4 separate regions of the Homo sapiens genome follow, and regions 1, 2 and 4 are each linked to region 3. A link is a loop called in an ENCODE intact Hi-C map of the cell type or tissue named here. Cell type or tissue: psoas muscle. All regions are shown on one strand.

Evidence for each region. Hi-C counts contacts between places; a loop is a spot of excess contacts. Peaks named below come from ENCODE experiments on the same cell type or tissue, not always from the same donor. Only the 100,000 strongest peaks of a DNase experiment are listed, where the experiment ranks them.
Region 1: it touches region 3 in a loop (4-fold over the local background); 22 of 110 quality-filtered maps call a loop at or near these places.
Region 2: a loop joins it to region 3, with 2.5 times the contacts of the local background. A loop is called at or near these places in 7 of 110 quality-filtered maps.
Region 4: it touches region 3 in a loop (5-fold over the local background); 83 of 110 quality-filtered maps call a loop at or near these places.

Annotation. Positions count from the first base shown.
Region 1 is chr18:58,987,945-58,992,944 of GRCh38, forward strand. No RefSeq gene overlaps it. Among named protein-coding and RNA genes, the nearest start is that of ZNF532, 130 kb to the left of the region's middle. In psoas muscle, a CTCF peak has its summit at 3,279; a DNase peak (open chromatin) is centred at 2,937; H3K27ac peaks cover 4,167 bases.
Region 2 is chr18:58,932,719-58,937,718 of GRCh38, forward strand. ZNF532 (zinc finger protein 532) reads left to right here. Exons shown (of 10, transcript NM_001375912.1): 4 at 1,715-1,896. Among named protein-coding and RNA genes, the nearest start is that of ZNF532, 70 kb to the left of the region's middle. In psoas muscle, no CTCF peak of the experiment used is centred here; no DNase peak of the experiment used is centred here; H3K27ac peaks cover 1,094 bases.
Region 3 is chr18:58,778,991-58,783,990 of GRCh38, forward strand. It overlaps LOC105372146 (a long non-coding RNA gene), which reads right to left and starts at 1,228. Exons shown (of 4, transcript XR_935537.3): 1 at 1,168-1,228. RefSeq lists enhancers at 3,060-3,822, 3,823-4,584. In psoas muscle, a CTCF peak has its summit at 2,751 (motif pointing right); a DNase peak (open chromatin) is centred at 2,771.
Region 4 is chr18:59,067,793-59,072,792 of GRCh38, forward strand. It overlaps the pseudogene OACYLP. Among named protein-coding and RNA genes, the nearest start is that of SEC11C, 70 kb to the right of the region's middle. In psoas muscle, CTCF peaks have their summits at 281 (motif pointing left) and 2,829 (motif pointing left); a DNase peak (open chromatin) is centred at 2,809.

The DNA.
Region 1 (5,000 bases), 210 kb after region 3:
GAGTAGGCTTGGAAAGAGGCTTCGGTTGTAAGTAGCATTTCAGAAACAGTTTCCAGAGGGTTTCTTAATGTGGAATACAGAGAAAGTCTGATCTGAAAGTTCAAGCTTATGTGATTCCTTACATTTTTTCTCAAGGTTTAGGTTACTTAAAAATATGGAAGTAGGCCGGGAATGGTGGCTCACACCTATAATCCCAGCACTTTGGGAGGCCAAGGCAGGTGGATCACCTGAGATCAGGAGTTCGAGACCAGCCTGCCCAACATGGTGAAATCCTGTCTCTACTGAAAATGCAAATGAGCCAGGCATGGTGGCACCCACCTCTAGTCCCAGCTACTCAGGAGGCTTAAACCCAGGAGGCAGAGGTTGCAGTGAGCTGAGATGGTGCCACTGCACTTCAGCCTGGATGACAGAGCAAGGCTCTATCTCCAAAAAAGAAAATTTTATATATATATAATATATAGTACATATATATATAATACATATGTAATATATAATACATATATAAAATATATAATACATACATAAAATATATAATACATATATAATACATACTTTATATATATGTAAAAATTAAGAGTTGATTACCAGGAAGATGATCTTAAGTTTCAGGTATACATACAAATTATGCTTTTGTTTTTATGTGTTTGGGTGATATATCAATAGCTGAGTAACAAATGCATACAAAAGAATGCCAGCAAAACGTTACTTGCAAAATGAGAAAAAGGAAAATGTAGGCTTACACTGCATGGCAAAGACCACTTCCTTCCTCCCAAGCACGTTTTCTGCAAATTCCTTACTCCTACCACAGCAAGTAGTCCAAAGAACAGCTGTTCTACCCTGAAGCTCTGGTGGGCATGCCTCACCAGTGTCAGCAGGCTAGTGAGTTTCCATCCTAGGATCTTTGACCAACAGTGAAATTTCCTCTTGAAATTTTTGGGCAGCCAAGAAATTTATAAAATATGACTCAGAGGAACCCTTCATCTATCCCAAAGGATAGTCTGAAAATAAAAAGTAATGTGCCAAATGTAGGATGCTATTTGTGCAATTTACACACACACGCATGCACACACACGCACACACACACGCTTTGCAAATATCAGATGCTGTAAGGATTCCAGATTGTAGCTCTTAATTTTAACATACATCTTCTAAACAAAGAACCTACCCTTAATTACCTTAAAAACTTGGCTCCTACTCAAGAGGTGTAACTCACTCTGCTTAAATGCATCCTTGAAACTTCTTGTTTTCTTTGACAATTTTTGTTTTTCTTTTCTCAGTTATGAATCTCACACCCTTACCGAGTTAGCTGTAAGCCTTTGGAATATGACAATGTGAATGTCTTTCTTTATAAAGATCATGATAACCAGAAAACAATCTATAGTAGATGCACAGAACATAAATAGAAAGGATTATTCATAACATCCCACTACAGCAGTCAAACCACAAACCATCCAGCAAGACAGGGAGAAACAAAATACATCCCCAACAACCAGAAAACAAATTACAAAATGGCAGTAATAAGTTCTCACCTGTCAGTAGTTACTTTGAATGTAAATGGGTTAAATTTTCTAATATGAGGACAGAGTGGCTGAATGGATTAAAAAAAAGACCTAAGTACCCGACTGTATGCTGCCTACAAGAGACTCAACTCTCTTAAGGATGCACATAGACTGAAAATGAAGGAATGAGAAGATACTGTATGCAAATGGAACCAGAAGAGAGCAGAGGGTAGCTATACCTACATCAGACAAAGCAACTTTAAGTCAGAAGCAATAAAAGAGACAAAGGACATTATATAACAATGAAAGGGTCAATTCATCAAGAGGATACAATAATTATAAATGTATCCAACATTGAATGAAGCACCTAAATATATAAAGCAAATATTAATAGATCTGAAGGGAGATAGAAACTATAATACAATAATAGTAGGGGACATCAATACCCCACTTTCAATAATGGATTACCATCCAGACAGAAAATTAATAAGGAAACATTGGACTTGAACTACACTTTATGACCTGACAGACATATACAGAACATCCCATCCAACAGCAACAGGATACACATTTTTCTCAAGTACACACAGAACTTTCTCCAGGATGGATCATATGTTTGGCTGCAATACAAATCTAAACAAATTTCAGGGGATCAAAATTACCTTAAGTATCTTTTCTGACCACAATGGTGTGAAACTTGAAATCAGTAACAGGAGAAATCTTGGAAAATTCACAAATAAGTAGAAATTAAACAACATGGGTCAAAGAAGAAATAAAAAAGAAAATCAAAAAAATCTTGAGACAAATAGCAACTATGTACCAAACACCTATGGGATGCAGCAGAAGCCATTCCAAGAGGGAAATTTATAGCAAGAAATGCCCATATTTCTGTGAAAAGTCTCTCTTCATGCTACTAGAAGTTTCTGGAGTAGCCAGTTGTCATTCTATAGTCACTGTTACCCCCAATCAACCCATTCTGAACAGCCCAGCCTCAGTTCACATGGTTTGAGTATAAGGCTGAATTTGAGACTAGGCTACTCTCAGTCTTTTCAGAGTATTTTCTTTTCACATCCATTTTTTCTTCACAGTCCCAATGGATTTTGAATGTTTTAGTAACGATTCAATACATTGGATAAAACTTTAATGATCTTAGCCTACATTTTTCTAGGCATTTGCTCATTTATATTTGCTGCCTTCTTTGGAAATCTAGATTTGGGGGTACCCTAGATCCTGTTTCAATTAAGGTCCCAGCAGAATGCAGTGCAGCACACTGCAAAAGGTTTAACTTTCAAGAAATTAAGGAAGGGACTATACACAGAGCTGTGTGCTGGAACAAGGCCTGAGAAGCCTGAGTAGGGGTGGAAGCTGGAGCTGTGGGAAAAGGGCACTCAGGAAGAGCCACTGCCAGAGCCACAGTGAAGCCAGGAAGGTGTGGGGAGCGGAATCACCAGGAGGCCCTCTCATCACACTCAAAGATTTCCTGCCCGCACCTCCCACCTGCCAAAGCTAAATACAAGCTAGATGACAAGGCAGCCACAGTAATAGTCTATAGATGTCCGTGTGTTGGGCACAAAACAGGACAAAGAAGGGTGGATGAAGGATCTGGGTTTCCGAGTGGGAGGTTATAATGATCACTGACACGTGGCATGCACTTTCAGGAGTGCGTGTTCTATGCCTGTTTTGTCAACATGCATTTTGTCCCCTACAGGCAGGCTCTCCAATGGAATACGGTACTTCAGATTCTACATTTACCCTTTCTAATTACCTTGCCAGGTTTCTCCTGGAATTATACCTTTTCCCTAGTGGTTATTTTTATGCAAGGAAACAGAATCACATTTCCCAGAAGATATTCCTTACCAGTTTCTAAATTCAATTTATGAGGTTAGTTCTGACTCATCACGTAGCGCTATTTATAATGTTTCCCAGTATTTAAGGGAACTGATTATTAAATTTGCTGTGCTATTTTATTGCAAGCTGCTTTATCCTTGAGCTTTTCTTATAGTTAGAACTGTACATTACATGACCATGGCAGATCTATTTGCAAATACAATCCTTGGCAAGACCATGTTTTCACCCGGGGGAGTTCTATAATTAGAGTCCACCATAGCACACCTCCAAGTCCAACTCAGTTCCAGAAAGTGTGGGTTTCGCCCCTGAGTCCATGAGTCATTTCCTGACCTTCAGGTCATGTCATGCTTAATTGGATTGGTTATTTTTGGAGAACAAATGCTATTTGTTTTTTAAAAAAGAACAAGGTAGGCACAGGTCCGCTGATCAGAGAGGATGGTGTGATGTTGACAAGAGTTAACGGGAAGTAGAGCAACATCTTCCACCCTTTCCAAGGTGGAAACAGATGCATCTGTAAGCAGGAGTAATGAATGTCTCTACTTTGCCAGTTCAGCACCTGAACTTCCCTTTCCAGTGTTGGGGGTACCTGCCATTGTATGAATCTTGGCAAGAGATAGATCTTACCTCCCACTGCAGAATCCAGAAGGTCACTCACCCTGACTCCCAGCAGCCTAACTTCAGGCACGGGATGACCAAAACTATGCTCCTGCTCGACTCTTCAGTAGGTGATACAAAGGAGCGGGCCAGTTCAACACCATTTGTCTGGTGGCGTGATGGCAGCATAGTGGCAATGGCCGTGGTGACTCTGAATTGAGAGTAGACTTGTGAACTGTTTGTCAAGGTGAGGGAAGTCAGTTTGTCTTTAAGGAACTACTGAATGTCTTGGACACAAGCAGTGCCAACATCATGGGGAGAACCTAAAGTTTAGACTCTTGGTTCCCTCTGAATAAGACACCAGCTAAACAACATGCCAGTCTCTGTTGTTTCAGAAGAGACCAAAATAAATGGAAGCGAGTGCCTTTCAATTGCTATAAGACCAGCCCCGGAAGACCTCCCTGCTCCCGTCACCATATCTAACCTCACCTCCTATCACTTCCCCCTACTCCCATGTCACTCCTTTTCGTTCCTATCCACGATTCATATTCCTGTTACAGGACCTTGGCACATGCTCTTCCTTCTCGTGGAATGCTCTTTCCCCAGTTCTCATGAGGGTTTTTCACATGTTTCACATCCGGTCCATGCAGAAGTCCCCCGCCTGGAGAGCCTTCCCCAATTCCCTTACTGAAATGTGCCCACCCCACTGAGCACACACCTGCTTTGCCACTCTCCATCTCCGCTTCCCATTATTTTTCTCCCTGGCACTTATCACTGCCTGACATGATATGCTTATGTGCTAAGTGTCTGCCATCCCCTGGAAGAATGTTCTAAGATTTTCCATGAACTCTCTGCTTGCTTTCTAATCTGAAACTGCCATTTCCTCTCATTGCAAGAGGCATTCTTCCTTTTGCGGCCTGAGAGCAGTGGGTATTAGTTATATTTTCCCCTTTGATCCTTATTCTGGACAGTCAAAACTGATCCTTGTTTTCTCAAACCCATTGCCAAGTGATGGGAGCCCGAATGCCCTTTCCTTTTTAATAGTTACTTGAATAAAGT
Region 2 (5,000 bases), 150 kb after region 3:
TATGAGAATTAAATGAGATGATGTACTTCAATTTACTTAATGTATTTAAAATACCTAGCTTACCATTTGACTCATGGTAGGATGGGACCAATCTATATATTTTAATATAATATGTATATACACACACATGCATGTACGTGTGTATGTATATATGTATGTATGTATATAAATGTGTGTGTGTATATATATATATAAATGTTTTTTGACTTCTTTTAGTATAGAAAATGCTAACTTTATTCCCAAGTAAGTGCAAGACATTTTAAGATGCCTGTGGAAGTTCAGACATCATAATTCCCTGCCTGGGACTGTGTGAAGGTAGATAGAAGACTTTAGTTCACAGAAACAAATGGTTACCTGTGGTAATGTAGATGTTAACAGGATCTGTTATTAATGAATCTGTTGACTGGTTTTCCTTGCTGTGGCTTGTTCTAACCTTTGAAATATGTGTTATGAGAAAAGGGGTGCTATTTTTTTAATGATGCTAACTTCATTAAAGCTACCTGTAATGTTCTTATTTTGTGATTATAATAAACATTTTTTGGGATAAAATTTGTATTTTAGTCCTTTCAGGAGAAAATCAAGAAAGAATTTTCAAGTGAGTTTCCTATTTTTCTTAGTCTAAGTCACTCGGAAGTTTAAACCTTAATTTTTGGGCGTGCTTCAAAAACAAGAAGAATAAAAAAAGTCTTTTTAAAATTTCTTAACTGTTGTCAATATAAACAAATGCTTTAAATCTTAGCAAGAATCTATATTTTGAGACTTTCTTTGGCTTTAATACAAATTGTACATTTTAGAAGATGGTAGATAATTTGTGTTTGCACGAATGTCTGAAAGTATTTAAACACAGTTTATGTCATATGCTATGTGAGGTTTATTTTTGGGGTGGAAGTAATAAGTCCTCAGTTTATGTTTACTTTAAGTTTTTTTGGTTTTGTGTTTTTAAAAATATACCATGTTTAGTGCCTATATCTTAAGAGGATGAAAAACAGTGTTTTGGGTTTTCCTGGATAGTTACTGATATAGAGCCTTTTCCAAAGAGGATTTCACCCTTAATTTTATTTTATACATAATCAGATTTTAAGCTCTATAAAATTTTAATTTAATGTCTAAATTTGTATACTTGAACTTGAGTTCCTTGGTTTTAATTATAAATTATATCATGGCCAGATCATCCATTTAAAGGCCAATTTTAGTGCAAAAAGAACAAATAATTGCTGTAGCCATTCTTTTGCACTCCTGTATTTCAGATTTCAAATAACTGGTTGGTGAACAATTGGATTAGCTTCTAATTAATTTTTATTATTTTGGAGAAAGCTTTTTATGAATTGTGAGGACTGTGACTACTGTCAAGATGTGTATGCCTATAAACTTGTTACTATATATTAAAGTCTTTTGCTCACATAAATTTGTAAGAATACCTCTTTGCCCTAAGCAAAATGCAAAAGTAATGGAATTGGAACTCTGCTGAAACAGGTGTTTTTAGCTCATACTTTGAGACGAGCCTGACTAGATAGCACATACTGTGATTTTACAGGATAGAGAATTGTACGCTGGACATGTAACTTTCAAGTTGGCTTTTCCCTTGGGCTTAGAATCAATTACTGTAGTGTTTGAAATGAAGGATGTATAATTATCTGGAGGTTTAACCAAGGTTCTTTGCATATTAGAAAGTACTTAGTAGGACCAACCCTGTTTCCCCCTTTGGTTTGTTTAGAAGACTTGCACTATCTGCCAGATGCTGCTTCCTAACCAGTGCAGTTATGCATCACACCAGAGAATCCATCAGCACAAATCTCCCTACACCTGCCCTGAGTGTGGGGCCATCTGCAGGTCGGTGCACTTCCAGACCCACGTCACCAAGAACTGTCTGCACTACACGAGGAGAGTTGGTTTTCGGTCAGTATATCATTCACTTATGTGCAAGTAAAACTCGTTCACTTACAACCGCACAGCATTTTGAGTGGTTTGCACACACAGTTTTCTGGGTCATACGGTGATACCTCGATTAACAGATCCTCTGGGAACCTAGCTCGTTTGTAGAGTCCATCTGTTTGAATCCTCTTAATGTAATATTGGCCCTGCTGGTCCGCACAAAGTGGAGGGTCATGGGGCCTGTCCTTTTAGGCACACTCTTGCATGTGTGCAGGTGTGGCTTTGACTGTCAGCTTTGACTGTACCCTTTGTAGCAGACTTTTGTTATCATACTCTTTGCATTTTAACCCCTGCAAGAAAACTATACATTCCGCACCTCTTAATATTTCCCCTTCTCTAATGAAAACAGAAATAGTGCGATGGTCTTTTACTTTTATTTGGTCCACATTGAAAGATGGGGTGTATGTTCCAGCCTTGCACTCCAAATAACCTTCTCCTCCTCCCCACTCCTCCTCCTCCCCACTCCTCCTCCTCCCCACTCCTCCTCCTCCCCACTCCTCCTCCTCCCCACTCCTCCTCCTCCCCACTCCTCCTCCTCCCCTCTCCTCCTCCTCCCCTCTCCTTCTCCTCCCCTCTCCTTCTCTCCCTCCTCCCTTTCTCCTCCTCCCTCTCCCCCTCCCTTCTCTCCCCTTCTCCTTCCCTCTCCCTCCTCCCCCTTACTCCTCCTCCCTTCCTCCTCCCTCTCCCTCCTCTCCCCTCTCCCTCCTCTCCCTCTCCCTCCTCTCCCCTCTCCCTCCTCTCCCCTCTCCCTCCTCCCCCCTCTCCCTCCTCCCCCACTCCTCCTCCCTCTCCCCTTCTCCCTCCTCCCCATTTCCTCCTTCTCCCTTCTCCCCCCTCTTCCCCCCTTCCTCCTCCTCCCTCTCCCCCTTCGAGTTCTCTCATTCCTCCCTTGTCTCTTCTGCATATCTTCACTGTAGTCCCTTTTACTGTCCCTCAGGATTCTCAGATGTGCATTGTACAACATCTGGCAAATCTAATGTTAGCTAGTGTTGAATGATTATATATATGAACTTTTCTCTCCATCTTATGACCTTCCTGTGCCTTTTATATTTTCACTAAGAAGATTCCACCAAGGAAAACATGTCACTGATACACAGTGTCTTTGTTAATAGAGGTATTACTGTATTATATGTTTATCTTAACATTAAGTATTTGCTTACCTGGTAACTTTGTTAGATTGTTAATATGCAGTGATTTTTTTTTTCACCTGTAATAAATTATGTTGAATAAAAATGAAGTCCAGTTGGCATGATTTGATGGTTTTATTTAAGTTTAGGTTCTGGTATCATCAGTTCCTAGGTGGTTCTGCCCAGTTTTGCATTAAACAACACTAAGCTATGAGACTTAACTTCACATTTTATCTCATGCCTCCAAACTTGTAATGCACAAATGTTTTATGGATTGAGATCTAGCCTGGTGGAAACCTTTGGCTTGGAAATCAAGAAACCAGTTTTCTTGTACGACTTCTGCCAGTAACTAATTATGTGGTAATTCACGTATTCTTTCTGTGCCATGGTGCCTCTGTCAGTAAAATTGGTGCATTGTCTGCCTCCAGCTCCACTGGGATGTTACTGAGCAAAACAGGATAATCAAAGGTGCCCCAGATCTGCAAAGTCCATGCAGAATAATACTTTCGTTCTTGCCATCACGTTTTGAAACTATTATTAATGGATTATGTGTTTAATAATAGAAAGCAGCTCTGCAGCACTTCCCAAGTGCTCTTCTTTGCACTAATGTCAAATTTTTCTCAAATGTTTAGTTTTTCTAATAGAATGAAAGTTGATATGATTAAAGGAAATATGACTTCTTCAATTTTAGCTATTGCTGATATCTTTCCTAAATTAAAACAGAAGCTCCACATGCAGGCTGAAAGTAATCAACTCACTTGGGAAAAGACCATCCTTGCTCTTCTGTTCTTTTGCCCTACTCACAGAGTTGTTCAAATTCGGTATTTCAAATTGTAGATTTCAAGTTGTTAACCAAAAATTTTGTGTTAAGTGTAGATTTTTTTCTCCCTGGACTTGAGGCTATATGGGGCTGGTAAACAACGATGTGTTGTGAAGTTTAGTTCATGTTGACTGCTCCTTTAGAAGAGAGGAGCAATTTTAAACGTAATTCTTTTCCTCTGCTGCTTCATATGAGGGTCCAGGTTCATGTTTAAGTGGGGCTTAGTAGCCCCGTGGCCTTGTCATGTTTTTTGCTCCCTTTGGCTCTATAGTTACTCATTTTCAATGTGTCTTTTCTTTAGCCAGATGAGTCTAATGTAGCAGCATGGTTCCCACGCCTTACTTTGTCTCGTCTTGGTGCAGTGTGCCTTGCTGTCTCTCCTCTTGCTCATATTACATCTCCCAAATACTGATGGGTCATCCCTGGCTCCTGGTTAACTTGGTAAAAGTTATATATTGATAAAAGTCAAATATTTTTTCTGAATTTTCCTGCCTCTTGATACACTGGACTGTATATCTAGAAAGGGGAATGGTTATAGGATTTTATACTGTAAATATTTTTTTTAATTCAAAAAATAAAGAAACTTTATTGCTATCCAGAATAGGACTTCAGGATATTACGTATTTCTTAGTAGACAGGATTTTTCATAGCATTAAGATACTGCATGAGCCGTTTGAAGTCTGCCTTTCTTTGTCTTATTTACATCCCCCATTGGCCTCTGTTGCCCCCTGAAATGCCTCTTCTTCCTGTAAGCAGATGTTTTATGACTTTTTAAAATACCCTGCTTTCGTTTCTTACATTAAGGAGGGTTTCCCTTGGTCTCCATGGTGTTCTCTGGATTGAGTCATAGCCACTTCCTCTTGCTTCAAAAAATTCCATCTTTATTTTAGATACTTCCTTTTTATTTGCTGTACATTAAACCTTCCTCTCACTCCAAGTGACTTTAGGTAATTATTGCTTTTCTCTGTATTCCTTTTTGTCCTTCCTGGTTCTTTTGCTCTTTAAACACCATCTTTCTATCCTTCATGGGAAAATCTTCTGTTTATAGTTTATGGTGTGGTAGGTCCTTCAGTTTCATTAATTACCCATCTACTTTTGTTTTACATAATCTTCCTCTTTCA
Region 3 (5,000 bases):
GGCGGATGGATCACGAGGTCAAGAGATCGAGACCATCCTGGCCAACAAGGTGAAACCCTGTCTCTACTAAAAATACAAAAAATTAGCCAGGCATGGTAGCGGGTGCCTGTAGTCCCAGCTACTAGGGAGGCTGAGGCAGAAGAATGGTGTGAACCCGGGAGGCTGAGCTTGCAGTAAGCCGAGATTGCGCCACTGCACTCCAGCCTGGGCAACAGAGTGAGACTCCATCTCAAAAAAAAAAAAAAAAAAAAAAAAAAAGAAATGTCTCCAACAGAAAGTGCTTAGAGTTCTGACCCAGGAGAAATAAGAGGTAAACAGCCTAGTTTCCAGCTTCACAGGCAGCTTAGGGGGAAGCAACTCAGCTTCAGAGAGCTGCACTTAACTCTTCACCACCACGACTGACACAGGCACAAGAACCCACCTGCCTCTCCAAGGCCCTGAAAGCCCACCCGATGTCGCTTTCCACACTCCTATCCTACATCCTCCTCTAATCCTCACATTGACTTGATTTCACCTATATTCAAATACTGGGGAGGAAAAGAAGGGACGATGTGAGCCCTCCAGTCCTCCCTGTCACCCTGCTCGTGGACTAATCCTGAGTCATTTTTCACAACTGTATTCCTTGCCGGTGTTGAGGCAAATAAGTCCGCCTTTACCTAGAACATACAGTTCAATACCAAATTGTTTACAACAGTTTTATTGCTCCAGACTTTGAGGGAGGCTTTGAAGAACTGCCTGTACCTTGTCCTAACTCTATTACTCAGATTAATGGTCGGCCAGCGTTCCCTTTCTGGTCAGTCACTTCCAGGGGATTTTGCAAAGACTCATGGGTTAGTATTTGGAAAGAACTTAAACTTCCTCATAAATAAAAATTCTTATAGCTGAAAATTCTGATGCCTTATAATGAGTCCTTATAAAATTCCAAGGCACTTGAAAATGTACATTGCTCCCAAGCATCGTTATTACTTATATGCATAAGCAGCTACCATTAGGAACACATATGATGTGATAGGCAGTGAGTTATGCTCAGTATGTGCGTTAGTCCGTTCTCACACTGCTATGAAGAACTACCTGACACTGGGTAATTTATGAACAAAAGAGGTTTAATAGACTTACAGTTCCACAGGCTGTACAGGAAGCATGGCTGAGAGGCCTCAGGAAACTTACAATTATGGCAGAAGGCGAAGGAGACGCAAGCACGCCCTCACAATGGCGGAGCAGTAGAAAGAAGAAAGGGAGAGGTGCCACACCCTTTTAAACCGTCAGATCTCGTGAGAATTCACTCACTATCACGAGAACAGCAAGGGGGAAATCCGTTCTCATGATCCAATCGCCTCCCACCAGGCCCCTCCTCCAACTCAACATGAGATTTGGGTGGAGACACAAATCTAAACCATATCCTTATGCATAGGATCTCATTCAGCTGAACCCTGTTGCTGCATCGATGTAGGGAGATAAAGATCACCTGTGCCCTGGACTTCCTGAGTCACTGGTTGAAAAAGAAAGCAGGCGAGGCACAGTGGCCCACACCCATAATCCCAGCACTTTGGGAGGCCAAGGCAGGAGGATTGCTTGAACCCAGAAGTTCGAGACCAGCCTGGGCAGTATAAGGAGACCTCCCTCCAACCCCAGTCTCTACAAAACTTTTTTTGTTTTTTTTGAGACAGAGTCTTGCTCTGTTGCCCAGGCTGGGGTGCAGTGGCACGATCTTGGCTCACTGCAACCTCCACCTCCCAGGTTCAAGCAATTATCCTCCCTCAGCCTCCTAAGTAGCTGGGATTACAGATATGTGCCACCATGCCCGGCTAATTTTTTGTATTTTTAGTAGAGAAGGGGTTTCACCATGTTGGCCAGCCTAGTCTCGAACTCCTGACCTCAGGCAATCCAACTGCCTCAGCCTCCCAAAGTGCTGGGATTACAGGTGTGAGCCACCGCGCCCGGCCTCTACAAAACATTTAAAAATTAGCCAGATGTGGTGGCTCACACCTGTAGTCCTAGCTCTGAGGCAACAGGATCACTTGGGCACAAAAGGTCAAGGCTGCAGTGAGCCATGATTGTGCCACTGCACTCCAGCCTGGGTGACAGAGAGAGAGCCTGTCTCAAAAAAAGAAAAAGCAAGGAGCACACTTGTTTTTGCACCTTCTGGGAGGACTGAGGCCACCAGCAGTGGATGGAGCGGACAGAACTCCCAGGCACTGTGCCTGGCCCAGGGCAGGAACTCAAAATGCAAATGGATGGCATTTCTTTTAATTATCGCAAAGTGAAATGAGCCGTTACTGGAGATACCAAGCATGGGTCAGGGAAGCAGAAATTGATATTGATAATGCAGGGTTCTCTGCTCTTCCGTCGTTGTAGCTAAAACATGCACAGTATTGACAGAGGCTGGAATCAGCTCCTGAAATCAAGCCCTTTCTTTGGCTATTCTCTGCCTCCTCAAGTCCACAGCTTCTTTCCGAAAGAAGCCCAGTTGTCTGGGTTTGAAGGCCCTGAGCACCAGGAGCGCGTTTGGGAGATGTTATCGGAGTGCTCTCTGTCTCACCCAGAGTTTCCCGGGAACACTGTCGAACACTCCTCAGAAGTACATTTATGGTTTGGCTCATTTTCAGAGAAAAGGACATGAGGGAGCAGAGTCAAAGAGTCAAAAGAGCAGACTTTCGACTGTGGGAACCAGAGTCACTAAGTACAGAGTAACACAACTTGTGTTACTGATGCTCGAGACTCAGCGGGGCCTTTGCACGTGAATAGCCACCAGGTGGCAGTGTTATTCTCTCGAAAGGCTAAAGGCTGTGTGTGGCATGTGCCTGTGTGTGTGTATGCCTTGGTGGTGGTGTGTGTATAATGTGCAGTGTAGTGTGTGTGGTGTGTATGTGCGTGGTGTGTGATTATGTGCATGATGTGTGCGTGTGATGTTGTATGTGTGTGGCATGGGGTAAGGGGTGTGTATATGGTGTGTGTGATTCAGTGTGCGTGTGTGAGGTGGTGTGCATGGTATATGGTGTGGCATGTGGCCTCTTGTGTGCACAACCCTGTGTCGAAGCTGGGAGACAGCTTCCTTCTCATCCACCCACTACCACTCAGCCCAACAACCAGCTCACTCTCCTTCACCCTCTGCCACTCACGCACACACCCTCCTCTTGCCACCATCCCTCTTCTCCATTTCTAGCCAAAAATTAGCAGGGAGGAGCCAGAAAGCCCAACAGAGACCGTGAAACAAATATCAAATTAAAAGTATTTTACTGGCTGGGCACAGTGGCTCCCTCCTGTAATCCCAGCACTTTGGGAGGCCGAGGCCGGTGGATCACTTGAGTCCAGGAGTTCGAGACCAGCCTGGGCAACATGGCAAAACCTCATCTCTACAAAAAAAATATTTAAAAAATTAGCCAGGTATGGTGGCATGCACCTGTGGTCCCAGCTATATGGGAGGCTGAGGTGGAAAAATCACTTGAGCCCAGGAGGTCAAGGCTGCAGTGAGCCAAGGTCACACCACTGTACTCCAGCCTGGGCAACAGAGTGAGACCTTGCCTTAAAAAAAAAAAAAAGAAACACACCTTGGGAAGGACAATGGGACCTCAGTTATCCTCTCCTTGTTGCCCCATTCTCTCTCCCACTTGTTCTCGCCCCGACACCCGAGTTGCTCTTCCTAGGAGCCCACTCCCTCTGACTCCCCAAGCCCAGCTAGGCAGCGGTTAATGCTTTCCAGAAAGAGGTCCCCAAATTTCCTTCATTGGCATGTGCGTTTGGAAAGAGGACCCTAGACAGAGCAAAGACCTCAGAAGAAGCATCCTCCGACACTGGCACTTCAGGCCCAGTTCATGTTAGACTACCTGGATCTAGAGGACACTTCATGGGGAAGCTTCCCATTGCCCTGAGATCACAGCAGTGCAGGAAAGCCCACCTCCTCTGTGTTTGTGGAAAGCTGGGTCCTGGGTATTGTTCCTCTATGTGGGTGATGCATTCAATAATGAAAAGGGCCATCATGAAATGGGTGACTGAGTCTCCCCAGTGTGTATTTAAGAGCATTGCAGGCCGGGCACGCAGCTCACCACAGAGGCCGAGGCTGGGTGGATGGCTTGAGCCCAGGAGTTCGAGACCAGCCTGGGCAACATGGCAAAATCCTGTCTCTACGAAAAATGCAAAAATTAGCCAGGCACGGTGGTGCATACCTGTAGTCCTAGCTACTCAGGAGGCTAAGGCTGGCGGATCAACTGATCCCAGGAGGTGGAGGCTGCAGTGAGCTGAGATTGTGCCACTGCACTCCAGCCTAGACAACAGAGCCAGACCCTATCTCAAAAAAAAAAAAAAAAAAAAAAAAGATATTTTCTAGGTCGAAATAATGATCTCTAAGAAAGTGGCAATATGAGAATTACTAAAAACATCAATATATCCCTCCAGAAGACATTTATGTTCTTTTTAAGACACTTAATGGCGTTTAGAATATATGCTAACATCTTTTTCATCGGGCATGGTCAGAAAAGTGGTCACTTTTACAATAATCGTGATCTCCATTTGGAAGCTCAAACCTTTACATATCAAGGCATTTAAATATCACTACTGGGGCCAGATGCAGTGGCTCACACCTGTAATCCCAGCACTTTGGGAAGCTGAGGCAGGATGATCACTTGAGGTCAGACATTCAAGACCAGCCTAGCCAACATGGTGAAACCCTGTCTCTACTATTAAAAAAAGAAATACAAAAATTAGCCAGGTGTGGTGGCACACACCTGTAGTCCCAGCTACTCAGGAGGCTAAGGAATGAATCGCTGAGAATCGCTTGAACCCAGGAGGCAGAGGTTGCAGTGAGCTGAGGTCACCCCACTGCACTCCAGCCTGGGCAACAGAGCGAAACTCCATCTCTAAATAAATAAATAAATAAATAAATAAATAAATAAATAAATATATGCCAGGCGCGGAGGCTCACGCCTGTAATCCCAGCACTTTGGGAAGCTGAGACAGACGGATCGCCTGAGGTCAGGAGTTCGAGACCAGCCTGACCAACATGG
Region 4 (5,000 bases), 290 kb after region 3:
GAGGTTCTGGGTGGACATATCTTTTGAAAGATCACTATGCAACTCACTAGAGATAGCAATAAGTCCTATTCAGAAAGGAAGTTTTCATTGCATTTAATTTTAATTAAGTTAAATAGCCACAAGTGGCTAGGGGCTATTGTCTGGGACAACACAGTTCTAGAATATATACCAAGTTACAGAATATTTGTCCTGAAAGGCACCTACAAATGCAAGCCTCTCACTGACAGAAGAGTTTGAGGCCTGGCAATGTTAAATGCCTTATCCCAACGCCCCCCTGTGGCTGCATCTTGATCCAGAACCCAGGTGAATATGAGGAATTTTTACCTTGTTTTATACATGCAATGTTTTATGCTCAGGGGCTGAAACCATGTATCTCTCTTGTGTTATCATAATTCTTGCAACAGAAAGGTGGTTTTTGGTTTGGTACATTGTCTTAAAATGATAACGCATAAAGACTTTCTTAGGAAAAGTTCACAGACTTAGGCACAGAATGCAATGGGAGCATCGATGGGATGATGGGCATCTTCACTGGCCCAGAGACAGGCTGTGGCTTCATGCATCAGTGCTTGTTCCCTCCAGGTCTGGTGAACCGTGTGCTTTCTTGGGACATCTGGAGTTTCCTGTCCAGCATCAGTTATGCTCGCTACTTGGTGCATCCGATTCTGATCATCCTTTACAATGGCCTTCAGGAAACACTTATTCACCACACTGACACCAACATGGTGAGTTAGCACGCAGCTCCTAGTTCTGTTACGGTAGGTTATGGTATCATAGCTTGTTCTCTTCTTGAGCAACAAGGCAACCTATTTGCTTTCGTGGAAGTCTTTTTTTTTTTTAAGAGCTTCATTGTTCTTTGCTTTATTTGTGGCAGAAAGAGGGAGGGCTTCAGCACAGGATAATATCTTTTATTTTATTTATTTTATTTTTAATATGTAGCACTGATTGTCCTACAGATGCATTTCATAGAGCTAGGATGGTACACTTTAGATCTGAACACAATAGGAATCCCAGAGTAAAACTGTGTTCACCCTGCCCACTTTCTCTCCAGTTCTATCTTTTCTCTGGACACCGTGTGCTGACCTTCGTCACTGGGCTGGCCCTGACGCTGTTCATTGAGAAACCATGTCAGGAACTGAAGCAGCACCTGCTGGGCCATGAATGTTCTGGTTAAAACACAAAAGAATGGATGGGCCTTGTTGGTAATGACGAGCAAAGATGAGGTGGCCTTATCTAGGTGATGAATGCTTGTATTCCCGAGAAGGGGTGTGAATCTCATTTTGTGAAAGTTTAATATATACATTTTCTTTGCATTTAATATGTGAAAGAGTTCTTAGTTCTTATGATGTAAGAGAGTTCTCTAAATTTTTAGTAGCACAATAATAAACTTCTGTTGTACCATTTTAGCAAACAACAACAACAACAACAACAGAAACTGGATTTCTTTTTGGTTTAAACTCCATTTGATTGTCTGTATCAATGATCACAGGAAATGATTAAATGTCGTGCATTTAATGTAATTTGGGTTATGAAGCTCATTTGGGTTATGCTCTTCACTTTTCTCTGTAAAATTACAACATGCAGTATGCACTTTCCCACGACAGAATTGTTTATGTGTTATTATGGCGTCTTTGCAGACTTGTAACTTTATCCTAGAACCTCAGTGGTATGACCCGCTAGCATGCATACTTCATGGGTCTGTCATTATAGGGCCTTTCAAATATCACCTATTCTTCACCATAGTCCCTGTTTTGGACTGAATTGTATCCCCTCCCCCAAAAGCTCTGTTGAAGTCCTAACTCCCATTCCCTCAGAATGTGGCCTTATTTGGAGCCAGGGTCTTTATAGAGATAATGAAGTCCAACGAGGTCACTGGGGATGGAGATTCTAATCCAGTATGACTGGTGTCCTTATAATAAGCAGAAGTTTGGTCACGGAGACAGGCATACACACAGGGAAGACGATGTGAAGACCCAGGGAGAAGACAGTCATGTGCAAACCCAGGAACACCAAGGCAAACCCCAGAAACCGGGGGAGGTAAGGACAGAGTCTGCCCTGGAGCTGCCCGAGAAAGCATGGCCCCGTGGGACACCTCGATTTTGGACTTCTGGCCTCCAGAACTGTGAGATAATTCATGTCTGTTGTTTCAAGCCACCCAGTTTTTGGTACTTTGTCACAGCAGCCCTAGATAGATGGATATCCCTATGCACCAACATAGGGCCTCAACAAAAACTAACAGAGAAGGAAGAGACCTCAGCCAGTGGTTTCCAGCCCAACCCCCTCAATTTGCAGCGATGAGACCTAGAGATGAGGAGAGACTCGCAAGGCCAAACAGAGATGCTAGGATCCAGGCTCTCGGATGTGTGTTTTTTCTAGGTGTATAATTATGCATTAACTGTCTACAGTTATGGATTAATTAAGTCCATTCCATCGCTTATAATAAAGCTCTTTGTGTACTTACTCATTAAAGTATTAACAACCGCAGGCTACAAGGTCCTTATTAGCGTGGGATGCGCCACATCTGAGGATGCTCTTTGCTGTCCAGTGCGTTTGCAAAGATGACCAATGTGGGTGGGGAGGGGAAGGCTGAACGTTTCACACACTCTGATGGCCACGGACAGCTAACCTTGGCCTTGCCAGCCAGCCACGGGGATCATCTCCCTGAGGATGATGAGATGAGAGACCTCATCTCCCTGAGGTCTGGTCCCTCTGCTGAAGAAGCCAACCTGAGGGAGTGGGGCGCCAAGGCTCAACAGCCGCGCTGTGAGAAGGCAGCCTAATTGGCTTTTCAGTGAACGCCGAAGTTCATCGAGTTCCTCGGGAGCCCCCTGGTGGCTTCTTTGGCACCTGAACCCTCTCACTTCGTTAGGCCTCCAAGGAGCTGTTGAGGACCAGTGGCATTTTCAGGGTAACACTGCCACATGGGTGGACTTCGGTGGGAGATGACTCACATGCCAACATCGTTCTGCAGCCAAATTGCCAAATGCTTCCAGTTATGAGGCCAGAAATCTGGGACCCGTGGAAGTAACTAGCTAATGACTGACACAGCATTGGAAAGACTTTTTTATAAGGGAAAAAACCCAACCCTCCTGCTGTTGTAATTTTATATAACATAAGGCAGGGTTAGAGAAATCCAGTTTTGTTCTGGGTTTGTTTCAATCTAGAATTCCCCGGAAGTTTAAGATTTATAGATTGTGTATACCTTATTTGGATTCTGAAACAAATTGTAAAAAAGTATTATGATGTTTATAAGCCTGGAAATTTAAATACTGATTAGGTGATTTGATGATATTAAGGGCTGATTGCACTTTTTATGTAATAATGGTATTGTAGTTATATATTACTACATATATATACATACATTTATATCTCTTATCTTTTAGTTGCATACTAAAATATTTATGAACAAAATGATATAAAATCTGATATTTGCCTCAAAACAATATTGGGTGGAACTGGCATAGATGAAATAAGACTGGCTATGTGGTTAATGTTTGAAGCTGGGTGATGGGTCCATGGAACCTCATGCTTTTTCTCTATTTTCATTTTTATTGTTTTAGAGACAGAGTCTCGCTCTGTTGCCCAGGCTGGGGTGCAGTGCAATATCACACTGCAGCCTCAAACTCCTGGGCTCAAGTGATCCTCCTGCCTCCGCCTCCCAAGTAGTTGGGCCTATAGGTGTGTGCTGCCATACCCAGCTAATTTTTTTTTTTTTTTTTTTTTTTTGAGACAAGGTCTGGCTCTGTTGCCCAGGCTGGAGTGCTGGAGTGTAGTGGTGTGATCACAGCTCACTGCAACCTCTGCTTCCCAGGTTCAAGCAATCCTTCTGCCTCAGCCTCCCAAGTAGCTAGGATTACAGGCATGTGCCACCATGCCTGGCTAATTTTGGTATTTTTTGTAGAGATGGGGTTTCGTCATGTTGCTCAGACTGGTCTCGAACTCCTGGGCTCAAGCAATCCACCCGCCTCGGCCTCCCAAAGTGCTAGGATTACAGGTTGTGAACAACCGCACCTGACCTCCCAGCTAATTTTTTTAAGTTCTTGGTAGAGATGGGGTCTTACTATGTTGCCTAGGCTGGTCTCCAACTCCTGGCCTCAAGGGATTCTTCTCCCTCAGCCTCCCAAAGAACTAGGATTTTAAATACCTAGAGCAGGTATTTAAACCCCAGAAAATTCTGTAAAGGGGCTCTTGAGGCCCTATGCTCAGGCCACTCCCACCTTGGGGTGTCTACATTCATTTTCAATAAATCGCTGCTTTTGTTGCTTCATTCTTTCCTTGCTTTGTTTGTGCATTTTGTTCAATTCTTTGTTCAAAACACCAAGAACCTGGACACCCTCCGCTGGTAACACTTCTAGTAAAGCTCAAAGTTGAGAGGCCCCAGGGTCCTTGAAGGGACGAGAAGCCTTTAGAACTTTAGTCCCTAGACCCCAAGTGGGATTTAAATCAATACTGCTTGTATATGCTGAGAGGCGGCCTCTTTTGGTGGCCTACTCACATTTACACCCCTTCCTCTTTCACTACACAAACCCTGATGTTGTTCCCTTATCAAGGTGCCCATACCAAGGGAAATCATCATATTTGGTAGAAACCAATAATGTGCCTCCTCTTTTTCTTTGCCAGTGACTGGTGCGGGTTTGGGTATGTGACCCAGCTCTGACCAATGACACACAAGGAGAAGTGCCCTGGGGACTTCTGGGAAAGATGGGCATGGCTGAAGAGGGGGACGGACATCATGGAGAAAGTCCTTGTCTTTACCACCTTCAGCCTTGTCACGCTTCTAGATCTGTAAATGTGAAGAAGGACAAGCTTGATGCTCAGAGGCGGACAGAGCAGGATGTCTAGGCTGAGGGAAGCCAGGAGGATGGGGATTCTACAGAAGAGTGAGGGCTGTGTGAATACCGCATCCTGGAGGCTGCCCGATCCCTGCCAGACAGGCCTTGACCCTCCAGGCAGAAGGTTGGCAGCTGCTTCTTTGGGGATTCTGACTGGCCCAAGATGAAATC